Linked DNA regions of Homo sapiens: region 1 is linked to region 2. The links are chromatin contacts, found by Hi-C or POLR2A ChIA-PET in ENCODE. All regions are on one chromosome and are shown on one strand. The core of a region is the stretch at or near the end of the contact, and the rest is flanking DNA. Distances in the headings are between cores, read along the strand shown. Region 1 overlaps LOC105376815 (a long non-coding RNA gene). Region 2 overlaps UBR4 (ubiquitin protein ligase E3 component n-recognin 4).

Evidence for each region. Hi-C counts contacts between places; a loop is a spot of excess contacts on that map. ChIA-PET counts read pairs that join two places held with the same protein, here RNA polymerase II (POLR2A). Pooled maps may share reads with other maps.
Region 1: a loop to region 2 is called in a map of mammary epithelial cell, with 5 times the contacts of the local background. The contact joins two enhancer-like sites. A Hi-C loop is called at or near these places in 5 of 168 maps with a recorded cell type or tissue (HepG2, PC-9, dorsolateral prefrontal cortex and 2 more) and 3 of 50 pooled maps. POLR2A ChIA-PET finds 5 or more read pairs at or near these places in 8 of 52 experiments (AG04449, CD4-positive, alpha-beta T cell, CD4-positive, alpha-beta memory T cell and 5 more).

What each region holds. Positions count from the first base shown.
Region 1 is chr1:19,032,105-19,039,283 of GRCh38, reverse strand. The region is part of intron 1 of LOC105376815 (a long non-coding RNA gene); the gene reads left to right. Among named protein-coding and RNA genes, the nearest start is that of IFFO2, 79 kb to the right of the region's middle. RefSeq lists an enhancer at 2,900-3,471. Within about 2 kb of position 5,228, at least 2 of the 41 ENCODE cell types and tissues checked have a DNase peak (open chromatin) inside an H3K27ac peak, as active enhancers do.
Region 2 is chr1:19,071,421-19,078,871 of GRCh38, reverse strand. It overlaps UBR4 (ubiquitin protein ligase E3 component n-recognin 4), which reads left to right. Exons shown (of 106, transcript NM_020765.3): 104 at 806-896; 105 at 1,970-2,132; 106 at 3,976-4,362. The coding sequence ends at 4,040. Among named protein-coding and RNA genes, the nearest start is that of IFFO2, 120 kb to the right of the region's middle. RefSeq lists a silencer at 1,300-1,468. Within about 2 kb of position 3,864, at least 17 of the 41 ENCODE cell types and tissues checked have a DNase peak (open chromatin) inside an H3K27ac peak, as active enhancers do.

The DNA of each region.
Region 1 (7,179 bases), core at 3,979-6,478, 41 kb after region 2:
TTTGTCAGTTAAAAAAAAGTTAAAGATCTTCTTGTATAGTCATTTACAAACTAGTATAAATTTAGGTCAAAGTTACCCTTATACACTATGTGATATATATAGTAAGGGGTTTAATAAATGGTTTAAAATTATGATCTCAGATGTCAGAGTACAGCTAGGATTTTCTTTGTAAGAGACAGAAGGGGTTCAGGTGCATCAGCTCAGCCTTAATTCTGGAGCATCCATGTAACTGGAGGAAGAGGGTTCACTAAGCATGCCCCAGATGCAGAAGCTTCTGGGACTACAGAATTAAAACAGGGGCCTCCAGTCAGACGGAGGAGGCACAGCCCTTGCCTTCAGGAGGCTCCCAGTCTAGTGACGACCATCTCTGCTTCCAAGCTCCCAACTTCATCCAAAGCTTTCCAGTTTGCAAAGTGTTTTTGCACCCGTCAGTTTTGTTCAGCGATTTGTCTAATGAGAAGGAGACATGGTCCCAGCTCTCAAGGAACCCACTTGCAAAGCCGATCTTCCCAGCCTTGGGGAGGCTTTTGCAGAATTCCTGTCCCCATTATTTCCAGGGCAGTCTGAAGAGACAATTGCTGCGTGTCCTTAGGGAGCCCTTGGTCTCATGCCTTCCAGGGTCCCCACCCTCAGTGTCTGGGCGGGGGACAGGGAGGCTGGGTGTCTGTTCCCTGGGAACCCCCCTGGGCTACTGTGGGAGTCAGCAGCTCCATGGTGCCTTTCGCAAGCCCAGCTGTAATTGTTTCTTTGGTTGTTTGTCTCCTCTAAAACAAGGACTCCTAATGGGCAGGGACTCTGTTGTACTTTTCCCTGGATCCCCAGAAGGTGTGCTGATGGACATCTAAGTAAATGAATAAATGAATAGGGATGTGGGGGGCGGGAGTTGCATGCAAACCCTCACGGAGGCAGCACTGTTTGCTCATTTGCCCTGGACAACCTCGAAGCCCTCTTGACCCCCTCCTTGGAGAGCCAGAGAGCCCCATGAGGATTGCACACACCTGTGCAGGTGTGGACTGTTGCATCAGCCTTGTAAAAATGTACCCAGAGAGCAGGTGGAGTCCTGAGACCCACGCGGCAAGGGTCACAACTCTGCCATCAGAGATGCTGTGCCCCTCTAAGATTGAATTGTGTGGGGCCCAAGAATAGGGTGGTGGGGCAGCCTCCTTCAGTGGGGGCCCCTTGCCTCTCCATTCCCCTGTACAGAAAACCATACCTAGAACGATCCAGAAGGAAAGCACCTGAATAAAACAGCCATTGTCTTGGGAAGCATGGTGGGAGGTGGTAAGTTACTACCTCCTTGTTGTTTGCAAAATTCCCAAGCATGACCTTGATAATGAAGCAAACCCCAATACTTTGATGCTCCCGTGCAAAGTCCCCCCTGGCGGTCCCCACAGGCCTCTGCCTGTGCCCTTGGTTTTGTTTGATTGCTTGAGATTCACGGGAACTAATTCAGGCACTGCCAGCAAGCTGCCCATGGCTGCCTTGTTTCCTGGTCGGACTGAGCTCTTTGAATGGAGGGCTGGAGGTAACTTGGGGAGTATCTGTTCCTTCCCCTCCTGGCATGGGGTCCATGCCAAGAATAGGCTCAAAAGAGCCACAGAGGTTACCCAATAAATGCCACTATCTGACTTTGCTTCCGAGGGAGCCACATCCATTCCAGGTTGCTGAGATCCTGGGTTGGAAGAAGCAAAAGTTACCTGCCTGCCCTCTGCCCTTGCCATTCTCTCACCAGCACCACCACCAAAATGGGTTTAAGCTTGTGTCTCCACTGGGCCCCAAGATCTTTCTCTATTTTGGCAATCCATCCATTTCTTTGTTCATCCATATACCTAACATCTGACCACGCTCACCAGACCTGCAGTGACCCCCTAGTGTAAGCACGCCATCTCTTGCCAGGCCATCCTGAGTGGTTTTTGAGTCTCCTCTCTTGCCTCCTTAGAGACTTCCCCTCCCAAAAGTGTCCAGCACATACGTCCTCCTCCTCAGCACTAGGTTCCATATAAGGCAGAGAGGCAAGTCGTTCAATCAAAGGCTCCAACAAGACGGCGGGGCTGATCATCCAGGTAAAATGTTTAACACTTTTTTTCTTTTTTTAAAGACAGGGTCTCAGTCTGTCACCCAGGCCGGAGTACAGTGATGTGATAATGGCGGCTCACTGCAGCCTCGACCTCCTAGGGTCAGGCAATCTTCCTGCCTCAGCCTCCTAAGTAGCTGGGACTATAGGTGAGCACCACCGTGACTGGCTAATATAAAATTTTTTTTTTTTTTTTTAGTAGAGACTTGAGTCTCGCTATGTTGCCCAGGCTGGTCTTAAGCTCCCAGGCTCAAGCGATCCTCCCACCTTGGCCTCCCAAAGTGCTGGGATTACAGGCTTCATGAACACATCGTAAAGGAACGGAGCAAGAGACAGGCTGGGGTGGGTGATGTTGATATCAGGACGGGCATCCCAGAGGAGGCAAGGCATGGTGGAGTCTTCAAGGGTGCCAGGAGGAGTTGGCTGGGTGAAGGGAGGGAACAGATAGGCTGGGCCAGGGGACACTGTAATTGGCTGAGAGAGGTACAGCCAACTCCACCCTACTCAGGGCAGGTGGGCTGGTTTTTTTTGTGAGTTACCATCACCACCAGGATCATCCTCTCCCTCTCCTCCCTCCATTCGGCCCCTTGCGTCCTCCCTTGGCCACTGTACTAGCTCACTGGGTGGGGGCAAGATGAGAAGAGGAGCTCTCGCTAGCCGACATGAATGAGTAAAAGGTTGCTGCACCGTGAAACTCAGCGCTAAAGTCGGATTTGGAATGATCTGTGGGCCTCAATTATCCTGGCTTTATTTTATCTCTCTCTCTCTCCCTGGCTTTGTTGTAGGGAGTTAATATGATGATACGCGATATTGCTTTTGGCAGGAGCCGGCCGCCCAGAGAATCAGGCCCTTCTTCCCCTTGCCAGCCCCTCCTCCTCCCTGCTCAGGCTCTCTCTGACCACCGGGTGAAGGGAGTGGACCCAGCTCCTGTCACCCTGGGTGTCAGGGACACAGTGCTTTGGCTCTCTCCAGAGCTGCCAACACAACTCCCGCCCAATGAGGTGACCTGCCTGCTGGGAGGGTCTGTTTGGTTTTTAAAGAATAAATAAATAGGAGCTGCTTCTTATCCCCTACAGCTAGTTCCCAGAAGGCTGAGTGTCCTGTGCAGAATCGCGAGGCTGTGATGCCGAGCGCCAGGCAGGAGTCTAGACATGCTGGCTGCTGTGACCTGAGTTAGCACAAAGTCAAGAAAAGATTGAGGGGCTTTAGGGAGGGCATGGGGTGTGTGGCCATGTCTAGGGACTCCTCCTGATTTAAGGGCCATGATGGGGACCTCCCATCCTTGAGCAGGTCTTTGGGGAACTGAGGTGGCAGGAGGCCAAGTTGGAGCCATCCCCTGGGATTCTGACCTTGCTGGGGCTGGGTCTCACCGAATTCAAAACCTAGTGCTGAGCTGCGCCCTGGCTCTGGGGAGGTATCTGGGCCCCTGACAGGGGCTTGCCAGGGAGGTCTGAAAACAGGACCAGCTACACCCTTAGTGGGGCTCTATGCAACATGAAAACGTGCATCCCTCATTCAAAAGTTAAGAAATTCAGGACAGGGAATGCAGAGCATTAAACCAAGGGTGGGTCCTTCTGAGCCCTGTGTAACTGCAGGTGTCACACATCCAGGAAGCCAGCTGGGAGTCTGCTAGGGCTGCCGTAACACAGTACCATATACTGGGTGGCTGAAATGAACAGGAAATTGTTTCACTCTTCTGGAGGCCAGAGATCTGAGACCAAGAGCAGGCTTGGCTCCTGCGGAGGGCTCAGAGGGAGGCCCCAGCACAGGCCCCTGTCCCCACTCTTTGACGTTCCCAGGGTTGTCGAAGCATAACCCCATCTTTGCCTTCATCACGTCCTCTTTGCTCTGAGCATGTCTGTCTCTGTGCCCAAGATTCCCCTTTTAAAATGACACTGGTCATACTGGATTAGGGGCCACTACCATAACCTCATTTTAACCTGGTGCCCTCTATGAAGACTGTTTCCAGATAAGCCCACATTCTGAGGTTCTGGGGTTAGAACATCAATTTTTTTTTGTTTTGGGGGGAGGGCAGGGAACACGATTCAGCCTCTAACTGTGGCCCCACTGAGCAGCCTCCTTCAGTTCAGTTCAGCTTGGTGGACATGGACAGACACTAGTTCTGTGCCCGGCTCCCTCCTGGGGCAAGTGACCCTGCCCTGCAGGAACCTCCTGTCCCCACGGAACTCCCTGGCAGGAGGCAGGGTGGACCCTCTGGACCTGATGGCTCACAGGTCTCTGCCCTGCCTCCGTGGACTGGGGGTCCCCAGTGTGACTTTGGGAGGGTACCAACCCTGGCGACCCAGGTCATAACCCAGCTGTCACCTGAGGGCTGGCAACTCTGCTCTCGACACCCTCACTTGGGTCCTGCGATGGGGCTCCGGTGGGGGCAGTCACTGCCGGGAGTGACAACTGATGGCGTCCCTTTCTCCAGGAGGATGACACCAAGGGGGCTGCATTGTGAGTCCCTTGTCTCCTGGCGCTGTCACTCACTAATGGTGTAGGCTGAGCACCCCTCTCTTCCTCGGGCCTCTGTCTCTTTGCCTGTGGCATCTTGTCCCTAGGACCCACCTCGTGGTTCTGCTGTGACCTCCGGAAGTCCCCGCAGAACCTGGAGCTCTGTGGGCTCGGGAAGAGGCAGCGCCTGGATCCAGATCCTCCTGGGAGGTGTGGAACCTCACACAGGCCCCTCCGGGGCAGACGTGTTTGGGGCATGACTGGTGGGGATAGGGACGGGAGGAGTGGGCTGGGTCCTGGGTCCTCCCCCTGGGGGACACCTGAGGCCCTTGTGTTTTGGCTCACGCCAGGGATGGTGTCATCCATTCTTTCCGAATGAGCACTAATCACCTCCGAGAAAAAGTGCCAGCTGTGGGATTTGGGCCCGTTCCCTCTGATTGCTTTTCTTTTCCTTTTTTCTCTTTATGAGTGTGATGTGCTCAGGAGGGACAGGTGAGAAGGAGGCTGTTCTCCTTTTAAGGGCAAGGCATCTCCCCTGCCCTGACTCACCCGCCTCGCTTTTTGGCCCCCAAGCACGCTCCTTGCCTGTTAAAACTGTCCCAGGTACCGCCCCTCCTAGGAGGGCGGCCCCCACCCCCCGCCCTGCATGTTTGGGAGGCTGACTTGGCGGTGAAGTCATCCTTGGCTCGGTCCTCAGACAAGCATCTTCTTGCTTGTCTTACTGGGTTCTCACTGGCACCCCGGCTCCACCCAGGCTGGCACATGGGCTGGGACCCTGCACAAGGGGTGGGTGAGCGGGGCTGGGCACCAGGCCCCTCTGGTGCTGGCTTTTATCTGGTCCCTAACTCAGCCCCTGCAGGCTGGAGCTGATGCTGGGCCAGATCCTGGTGTGGGTCCTGGGGATACGGGGATGAGGGTCTTCCCAGACCCTGATGGGCAAGGGGAAGTGTACGCGCAGAGAGTTCCAAGCCCTGGACTATTTGTGCAAAGCATGTGGTGCACTGAGGAGGGACCTGACTACCCAGGAGTCGGGGGGAGGCCTTCTGGGAAGGCGATACTTGGAAGAATCTTCAAGGATGTACTGGAAGTCACCGGGAAAGGAGAGGGGGCGGATTGATCAGAGGGAATGGCATGTGCTAAGGCTCAGAGGTACGTGTTGGGAGCAAGAGCAGGGAGAGATGAGTGAGCGGGGAGGCATGGCTGGGCAGTAGAGGGCTCTTTGCCATGCCATGTAGCTCAGACCACGACACTGGGGCCACAGAAGGATTTGGAGCCAGAGAGTGAAATGACCAGGTTCAGTTTTTAGGTCAGTGATGCTGGCGGCTGGGTGGGGAGGGTGGACGGAGGGTGGTGACAGGTGGCAGGAAGCCCAGCGGGAAGCTGTTGAAATAGTTCAGGGGAGACGGGAGAGGTTCTGGACCAGGGCAGGGCAAGGGCAGAGGGGAGGGTTCAGGACCTGGAGCTCAGGTGGTGCTGATGGAGCAGAGAAGGGAGACAGACCCGCATGTGCTTTCACTCGCAGGCTGGGCTGGAGAGCGATGCCATTGGACTCAACAGCAGCCCAGTTGATTGGGGCCTGGTGGAGAGGTCCCTGGCTGGAGAGGAGGGCAGGTGCCTTTCTCAGCTGACAGTGCTTTTATCTTGCTTCTGACCTCAGTGCCACTTCTCTGAGATGTCCCCCATCGGCCAGCTTGCCCAGCTGTCACCCCTCACATCACATGACCCAAAGTGCGTGCATGTCCATGCTCTGGGTTGTGTCTCCCAGCACCCCTCCTGGAGGATGAGGAGGGAAGCGCAATGCCCCCCATTGCACAGATGAGATGCAGCTCACAGAGGCCGGGGGACTCCCCACGCTCTCCTGCTTCTAGAGGGTGGGGGGCTCACGTGGCTTTCCCACTGCACGGCAGCATCCCCAACATGGGTGCTTTTGGTTTGCACAGGAGAATACAGGCCCTGTCGCACTGTTCGAGAGCACTAGAGTCCGAGCCGGGTGGAGGGGTCAGCTCTGGGGTTTCCCGCTTCCCACAATGTGACCTTGGGCAAATTACTTGACTGCTCTGTGCTTTAAGTTCCTCACCTGTAAGGAGGGGCTGTTCTCATTGGGCAGGGGGAGACTTAAATGAAGTTGCATTGGCCTGCACATGGCTGACACATTCCATTGTGTATTATCACTATGCACGAAGCCTCCGCCACCCTGGTGCCTTAGGATGTGTTGAAAAGACTCCCATCTCCCGTCCTCTGAGGTCTTGTCTGCCGGGGCATCCAACCCCCACCTGCAAAGTGAAGGACCCCGACTCCCAGAGTCTCTAAATTGTGGCCACACTCATGCTGGAGAAACCTCTGTGTGACTGGGTGAGTCAGTGTCACCTGGCCTGAAAGGCCCATCAAAGAGCTCCGAGGCTGGGGCCTGGCAGCTTTGTCGCCTCCACCAGGCCCCGATCAACTGGGCTCCTGTTCAGTCCAACAGCATCGCTCTCCAGCCCAGCCCGGGGGTGAAGGCTCACATGGGTCTGTGTGTCTCTTCTCTGCTCCGTCAGCGCCACCTGAGACTTCCTGCCCTTGCTGGAAAGCGGTGGGTGAAAATAAATGCATAATAAAGTCATCAGAGAGAGGCATTTCATGCTGGGTGCGGTGGCTCATGCCTGTAA
Region 2 (7,451 bases), core at 2,615-5,114:
TACCTGGTGTAATCATTCCTCAAACCTCAAACCAAGAATTCTGCTGAGAAGGCAGTGGACATTGTTAGAGGCAGTCTCCCCCTGCCTGTCGCTCCCCATATTCCAAGGAACTGGCTGGTCTTTAATCCTGAACTGAATCATTGGATTAAGTAGCAACGATACTGGTTAGAAACAATGGGGTGTGGTGAGCAACTTGGATTATCCCAGGATTTAGGTGATGTCAGGGTGGCTGCATGCTCCATCTTAGACATTACCATTGCTTGATACCAACTTCCTAGCAGCTTGCTGCCATTTAACACAGCACATGTTTGACAAGTTACCGTGTTTGACTGGTTTAGGTCTGCTGGCTTTTAAGAAATTTCTCCTAGTGGGAATGTAAAGACTGAATTAAAACCTTGTTTCCTACCTCATTTATTAGGTTCCATCAAATTCCAAGAGCTTGTCGGGGCCCAAACACAAGGGATACATAGGAATCCTTTGCCTTTCTTTAAGTCACTAGCCTTGCATTTGCCACGTCTGCCCTGGCGATGTCTCCCCCGGTTCCATTTTACCCTGATCTGGAAGATGAGCACTGAGAGAATCAGATGAATTTCATGGAGCATTTTTGTAACCAATAAACTTCTGGGTCCCAGGGCTCCAGAGGTTCTTGCCCACAGCTGCTTTTTTCCAAGCAGAAGGCTAGTCGCTGGAACTCCGAGATGCATACACCACTGTGACTCTTCCCTTGCTCCCAGCATGCCTTGCTCTGTCCTTGTGAGTATCCTCCTAGGGACTTCATGTGATGGAACTGGATTTTCTTTTCCAGGCTGACAGATAAGGCAGTGAAGGACTATTCCGCTTACCGTTCTTCCCTTCTCTTTTGGGCCCTCGTCGATCTCATTTACAACATGTTTAAGGTAAGGAGGCTGTCAGAGGCCCAGTGGGTTTTGGCAAGAGTGTAAAATGTCTGCACTCCTGTCCCTGACTCTGCCTCAGCACCCACATGGCTGCTCCTCCGCTGGGCCTGGGGGCGCTTTTTTCCTAGAAACAAACAACCCCAACTGTGGGAGGGATTGACACTGGCAGCCTGGAGCCTTGTGTCTGTGAGGTACATTTGTTTTGTTTGGTTTTGTTTGGTTTGGTTTGGTTTGGTTTTTTTGAGACGGAGTTTTGTTCTTGTTGCCCAGGCTGGAGTGCAATGGCGTGATCTCGGCTCACTGCAACCTCTGCATCCCGGGTTCAAGTGATTCTCCTGCCTCAGCCTCCCAAGTAGCTGGGATTACAGGCAGGCACCACCACGCCCGGCTAATTTTGTTTTTTTAGTAGAGATGAGGTTTAACCATGTTGGTCAGGCTGGTCTGAAACTCCTGACCTCAGGTGATCCGCCTGCCTTGGCCTCCCAAAGTGCTGCTATTACAGGCATGGGCCACTGTGCCTGGCCCACATTTGTAGCTGAGATCACTCCTGTCACCTGCTCCCGAGCCTGCTCCAGACTCGGCTGTGCAGGAAGACCTTCCCCGCCGGGTCTCTCTTTGCTGCTCTTGCCGTGCTATTGGGATAAGCTCTGTTGCCCTGAGTGAGTCTGACTTACCGCAGCCAGCTTATAACAGGACACTCCTCTCCGGAGAGAATCTGAGTTTTTGAGTTGGTTCCTTTCATCATCGGAATGAGACAGCTCATGGAAGCACATTGACAAGTCCCTTTGCTCTGGGGAATGCGAATGGGAAGTGTACGGGGAGGGAATGCAGCCACTTGTTGGAGCCTGTAGCTTCAGGTGACACAGTGCCTAATAAGGAGGGCCTAAGAGGAATGAAGTGAAATTGTGTCGTTCCTGGAGACAAAACGCACGCTCTAGGGTGCCTGTTGGTATGCTTTGGTGTAGGTTGGGAGGGCTGTCCTTTGAGGGGTTGAAATGGCCTGACTGACTTGAGGCGGAAGATGAGGCAGCAGTAAGTCACCCACCTCTCTTGTCTCCTGTTGATTCTCGTAGAAGGTGCCTACCAGTAACACAGAGGGAGGCTGGTCCTGCTCTCTCGCTGAGTACATCCGCCACAACGACATGCCCATCTACGAAGCTGCCGACAAAGCCCTGAAAACCTTCCAGGAGGAGTTCATGCCAGTGGAGACCTTCTCAGAGTTCCTCGATGTGGCCGGTTAGTGTCAAGGTTTTCTCTTTTAAAGATCCTCCGCAGCAAAGCCCCATGTCTTCCTCCGTGGGTCATCCGTAGCTTTATCTTCACGACCAGAGGAAACGCAGTATGAACCAGCCTGTCAGCTGCCACTGAAAGCCCTGGGAAAGATGCGTAAATAGCAAGTCACCGATAACGAGAACAGCAGCTCTAACATGTACTGAGCACCCCCTCTTTCCCCGACATGGGCTGTTCACTGTATGTGATCTCAGCCCTCGAGGCAGCCCTATATGAGGCAGGAGCTTTGGTTATCCCCATTTTATAGATGGGGTAAATGAGGCTCTGAAGATCAAATAAGTGGCCAAGGGAACATAGCTAGAAAGTGATAGCATCCCTGTTTGAGTCTGTTTTTTAATGGCAGTTCAGAGAATTAACATGCAAATTGGAATGCCCCTGTCTTCCTCCTGCGTCTTAGGTCACAGTTGACCCCAGGGAGGCATGGGCGACCCAGCAGGGCCGCTCTGAACTGTGGGTGTGGGAGACGTGGTCAGACAATTCCTTATCCTACTGCTAGTAAAATTGAAATTCTTTGTGTAACAAATTTGTCATTCTAATTGCAAACAAACACATTAGAATTGGTTTGTATTTCATAACCAAGCACCAAGTGACAGCAGGGGGAGGTGACTTGGCCCGTGCCTGGGAAATCCACCTAGGGTTAAAAGACAGTGCCCTGTGAGGTTGTGGGCGCCGCGGCATTACAGCCCCCATCAGAGCACCCGCCCTACAAAGGTCAGCTCCCCAGAGCCAACGCACAGGTAACCAAACCTGCCAGCTCTTTTTTATGATCTTGTTTCATTTTTTTATGGCATTCGTTGTGGGAATTTTGTAAAGTATAAAGAAGCAGGAAAACAAACTCCCCCCAGATCCCACTGTTAGGAGAACGCCTCTGCTAACATTTTCTCTATCTTGTTATCCTCTGGGAATGAGACCCACTAAAGGGCTAGAGTGTTGCTCAGTGTGAATTCCTCTTTCTTCCCAGCTCAGAGCCAGCTGACCGATTTTCCCAAACAGCTCTGTGCCTCCGCATTGGCTGCCCCTTGCAGTGTCCTCAGCGGAAGCTCTGTGCTGGGATGGTCTTCGTCGACCTGGTGCCTGCCTCCGCGTCTGGGCGGGCCTGTGCTAACACTGCTCACCTCTGTGTGTTTGTTAACTCCACCACCTCTTTACGGCTCCCACTGGCTCTGTTTCAGCCTAGATGTTTCACCAGCATCATACCTTAGCACATGCCTCGCGTTCTTCCCAGAAAGTCAGCCCTGGGACCAGGTGGGCTGGTAAAGTCCTCAGTGCTGGGCCCTGTGCCTGTTGCATGAGCCTGTGTCACTGTGACTGTGGAAGTTGGAGCTAGTGAGAGGAGGAGGAGGTGGGCAGAGGAAGGAGGGTCCCTTGGGCTCGAGCTCCACATCAGCCCTGAGCTGCTGGCAAGCACCCCTGGCCTGCAGCCAGGGAGAGCCAGAGCCTTTGCCAGGCAGCGAGCCTCCGTGCCTTCCACTCCTAGGTCAGGTTTTGACAGCACCACTTTATTACTTTGTTTAAGCTGTTAGAAAATTTCAGAACATCAGACACACCCTATTCAAATGTGAGAACAAAAACACCTTCCAGCAGTGCCTGCTTCTGGAACAGGACTCCTCCTGCGGAACAGGGTTTTGCTCAATGACTACCTCCCCGGTCATGCTGCTGTCCAGTGAGCAGCCGGGCCAGAGCTTGTCGGACCGCAGTGTGTTCTCTGCTAGATGCGGCAGCTGTGACTCAGGGGGAATGGGGGCTGTATGCCTGCTCCTGACACACCTCTGCCCGTTGTGCTTTGCAGGTCTTTTATCAGAAATCACCGATCCAGAGAGCTTCCTGAAGGACCTGTTGAACTCAGTCCCCTGACCACCACACAGCAGCTGCGGCGGCGAAGACGAAGCTGGCTTGCCTTCCACCCTCTGTTCTCCCTCCTTGTGCATTAAGTTCCCTCCGCGGGATGCTGCATTGTTACCCCGCCCTCCCCTCTCTCATTTTTCTTGGTGTGGCTTGGGGTTTTTAGGCTTCCTGTTTTATCTCGTGTGTGTGGTGCACCAGCTATGAGGTTGTCTGTAACCCAAGCCATCAAAGGGCCTGTACATACCTAGGAGCCATGAGTTGTCCCGGCCAGCTTCATACTTGAGTGTGCACATCTTGAGAAATAAACAAGTGACTTAACACACATTGAAAAGGAAGGTGTTGCCTGCTGCTTCAACTCGTCCTCAGTGGCGCAGGCCAAATGGTTTCCCTTGAATGCACAGCCATTTCCGGCGTCAGCCCGGGAAGACTCATGTCAGACCCGCTGTCTCCAGGCCTGTTGTCAGCGCTAAGTGCAACCTGTCTATTCTTGGCCAGCAAGTTGGGGCACCACATTGGATGGCTCTGATTTTTCCCAAAACAAAGCCCATGCCTTGCTCTTAATTTTTTGGCCTTAAGAGCTGGAACCCAAAGACACGTGGAGCCCAGAGCTTTCCTAGCCCTCGGCTGAAGGAAGGCTCGCGGAGTAGGGCACAGTCTTGTTGGACCACAGAGGCCTGGGGAGCATTTGACATTCTCATGCTGCTGTGAATCGGGAATCCCTTGGTGACTTCTCTCCAGGGTTGTCATGTTAAGAGAGGGCCTGGGGCAGACTTAGGATCAGGATAAAGAGAGTGGCTGCTATTGACATTGCCAAGCACCCAGTGTATCTTATTTCTAATCTCTTTGCCCATGAGCCAGAGCCGCTTGCCCAAGGGCTCCCAGCCAGGGGCTGTGGAGTTGTCAGGTTTGTGCCTCCGAAGCTGTGTCCTGACCACTGTGGCTGCCGCTCCTGGAGGCCTCAGACCTGCTCCCCTACACACGTGGGCAGCAGGACTCCCGAGGGCCTCTCCCCAGACTTCGGGAGAAGGCTCACCTCGTGGGAGGGAGGGCTCGCTCATGCCCATCTCCTTTCGTTCTTTGCGGGCCACTCGGCCAACTGACGTCGGCCTCTCCTGTCTGGATGTCCAGTTTCTGTGGCTCACTCCTCAAGCCAGATCATCTGGGACTGAGGGTGGCCTCTGGGCTCCTGTAGACTTCCACAGCCAGGATTTCACATCCCTCCCCAGAGCCTCGGACCGAACAGCCACAAGCAGCCATGAGTGTCGTGCCTGGACTAAGCTGGAGAGACAAAGGCGTTTGTGGCAAGGGCCCAGCTGGAAGCCCTGGCAGGCCAGAGCATGCATGTGCTGGCTTGCACGAGCATACTTTGGTGTTTGTGTTGGGGACACCGGGCTTCTGAGGGACTGGCGTGGCTCCAGGGTGGGGAGCAGCCTGGTTGAAGCGCGGCCAGGCACTCACTCTGTTGTTCAGATCCCAGCTCCACTGCCTGCTGTGTCCACAGTCTCCTCACCTGTCAAATGGGAATATCTATGTGGCGGGAGGGTGCTGAGGTTTCCACGAGCTAATCTGCCTGCTGTGTAGTAACTAGTAGCTTTTCTTACTGTTAGTGAACTTGTTTTAGTCTGAAGGAAGGCACCCATGCCCCAGGTGAAGTCCAGCTGAGTTCAGTGAGGACGATGGAGACCCTTGGTCTTGGCACCCTTCTGCCTTATACTGGGAATGCCTCAGGCTTGCTCCTGCTGTGTGTCTGTGGTTGCCCACTTTCTGCTGGTCTCCGAGAGACTGATTCAGGTGTTCAGGAGTCTGTTCGCTATTACATCACCTCCTTGTGAGAAATAAAGTGGAGCAGCCTCATCCAGACAGCAAAGCAAGGAGGGAGCGTGAGGAGCAGCCAGGTGAGCTGGTGGCATGGGGCCGCCTGTGCAGAGGCCGGCCTCGCTGCTTCATGTGGCTCAGGGAGGCTCAGCACGTCCGTCATCACACCTCAGGGCAGCGAGAGTGGACCTGGTGCCTTCAGAAGCCCACCCGAGGCCTGCTGCTCTGGCCTGCAAAGGTGGAGTCACCAAAGCTCATTACAAAGTGTTTGCTTATTTTTGTCTGCCCTGCATTTTTTTATTTCTTGCAAAGGCCTCAGAGGATGTGGGCCCCAGCCCAAACACATCTTGTTTTCACTAGTAGAGCTTTTCCTAGTGTCTGCACAGGGGTGCTTCCAGTGGCTCTGCCATAGCCCCAGACAAGCTGCTGACACGGCAGCCATGAGGTCTGGGACAGGTTCCAGGGGGTGCTTTTGGCCTGCTCCAGCAGGAGTGGAGGCTGGACTGGTCTCCAGCAGGAGTGGAGGCTGGACTGGTCTCCAGCAGGAGTGGAGGCTGGTCTGGGCTCCAGCAGGAGTGGAGGCTGGTCTGGGCTCCAGGAGTGGAGGCTGGTCTGGGCTCCAGCAGGAGTGGAGGCTGGTCTGGGGAGAGAGCTACACCTCCCCAGGCCCAGGTCTCACGAAAGGAGCATCGAAGGGCACCGAGGAAAAAGCCACTTAGCCCTCTCCTGTCCTGCACCATTATCTGGGCCCATTGGTTCTTGGGTCCCTGTCTTTCTCAACAGGCAGCCCCAGTTGGGGAATTAAGTTGATTCTGGACTGGCTATGCCTAATGATAGCTGCAATTTGAAACCCATAAAGTTCGAGTTCAGCAATAAAGTTGGGGAGGCAGTGTCAACACCTTCCTTGTAGAACGGCTGAAGCCTCTGGTGTTCCTCAGTCAGCAGCCGCCCTGGTTCCCAGCTGTCCAAGTTTGTTGCCCTTAGAGGTGAAAAGAGAGGCCCCCTGCCTGCACCTCCCCTCCCCAGGGGTGTTTGTTGGGACACCGGGGGCTGCGCTCGGTTCTCTGCATTTTACTCCTGCGTCAACCCTGTATGTTAGGTGGTGGAATTTCCGCCTTACCAATGGGGAGGCGGTAACCCAGAGGAGGTAACTCGCCTGCTAAGGAGTCAGGAGCTGAGGGGTCTGCGGGACTCCAAAGATTACTCTGGGTCATGCGACTTCATTTGTTCCTTCCAGGATGTAGCAAGTGTCTCCTCGGTGCCAGGGACTTACCAGAGGCCGGGGGCACAGCGTGCATCAAACAGGCTCTGTCCTCATGGAAAGGAGAGAATCAGAACTGAGGGGTTCCAGGGACATAAGGTGTGAGGTGGCAGTGTGAAGTGTAGACAGATCAATGTGGGGGACAGGCTGTAGTTGGCATGCTGCTTACGTGGGGTGGCCGGGTTGGTCAGCTCCCAGCTCCAAAGTGCCCATGGCCAGATTCTCATACCTGGTTGCAACAGGCATCCTCTTTGGTCACTTAGCAAACCTCAGCTGGGCACCTAGTCTGTGCTCCGCTGTCAGCATGGGGTCCCTGTAGGGGACTGGGAGGAGCCAGAAAAGAG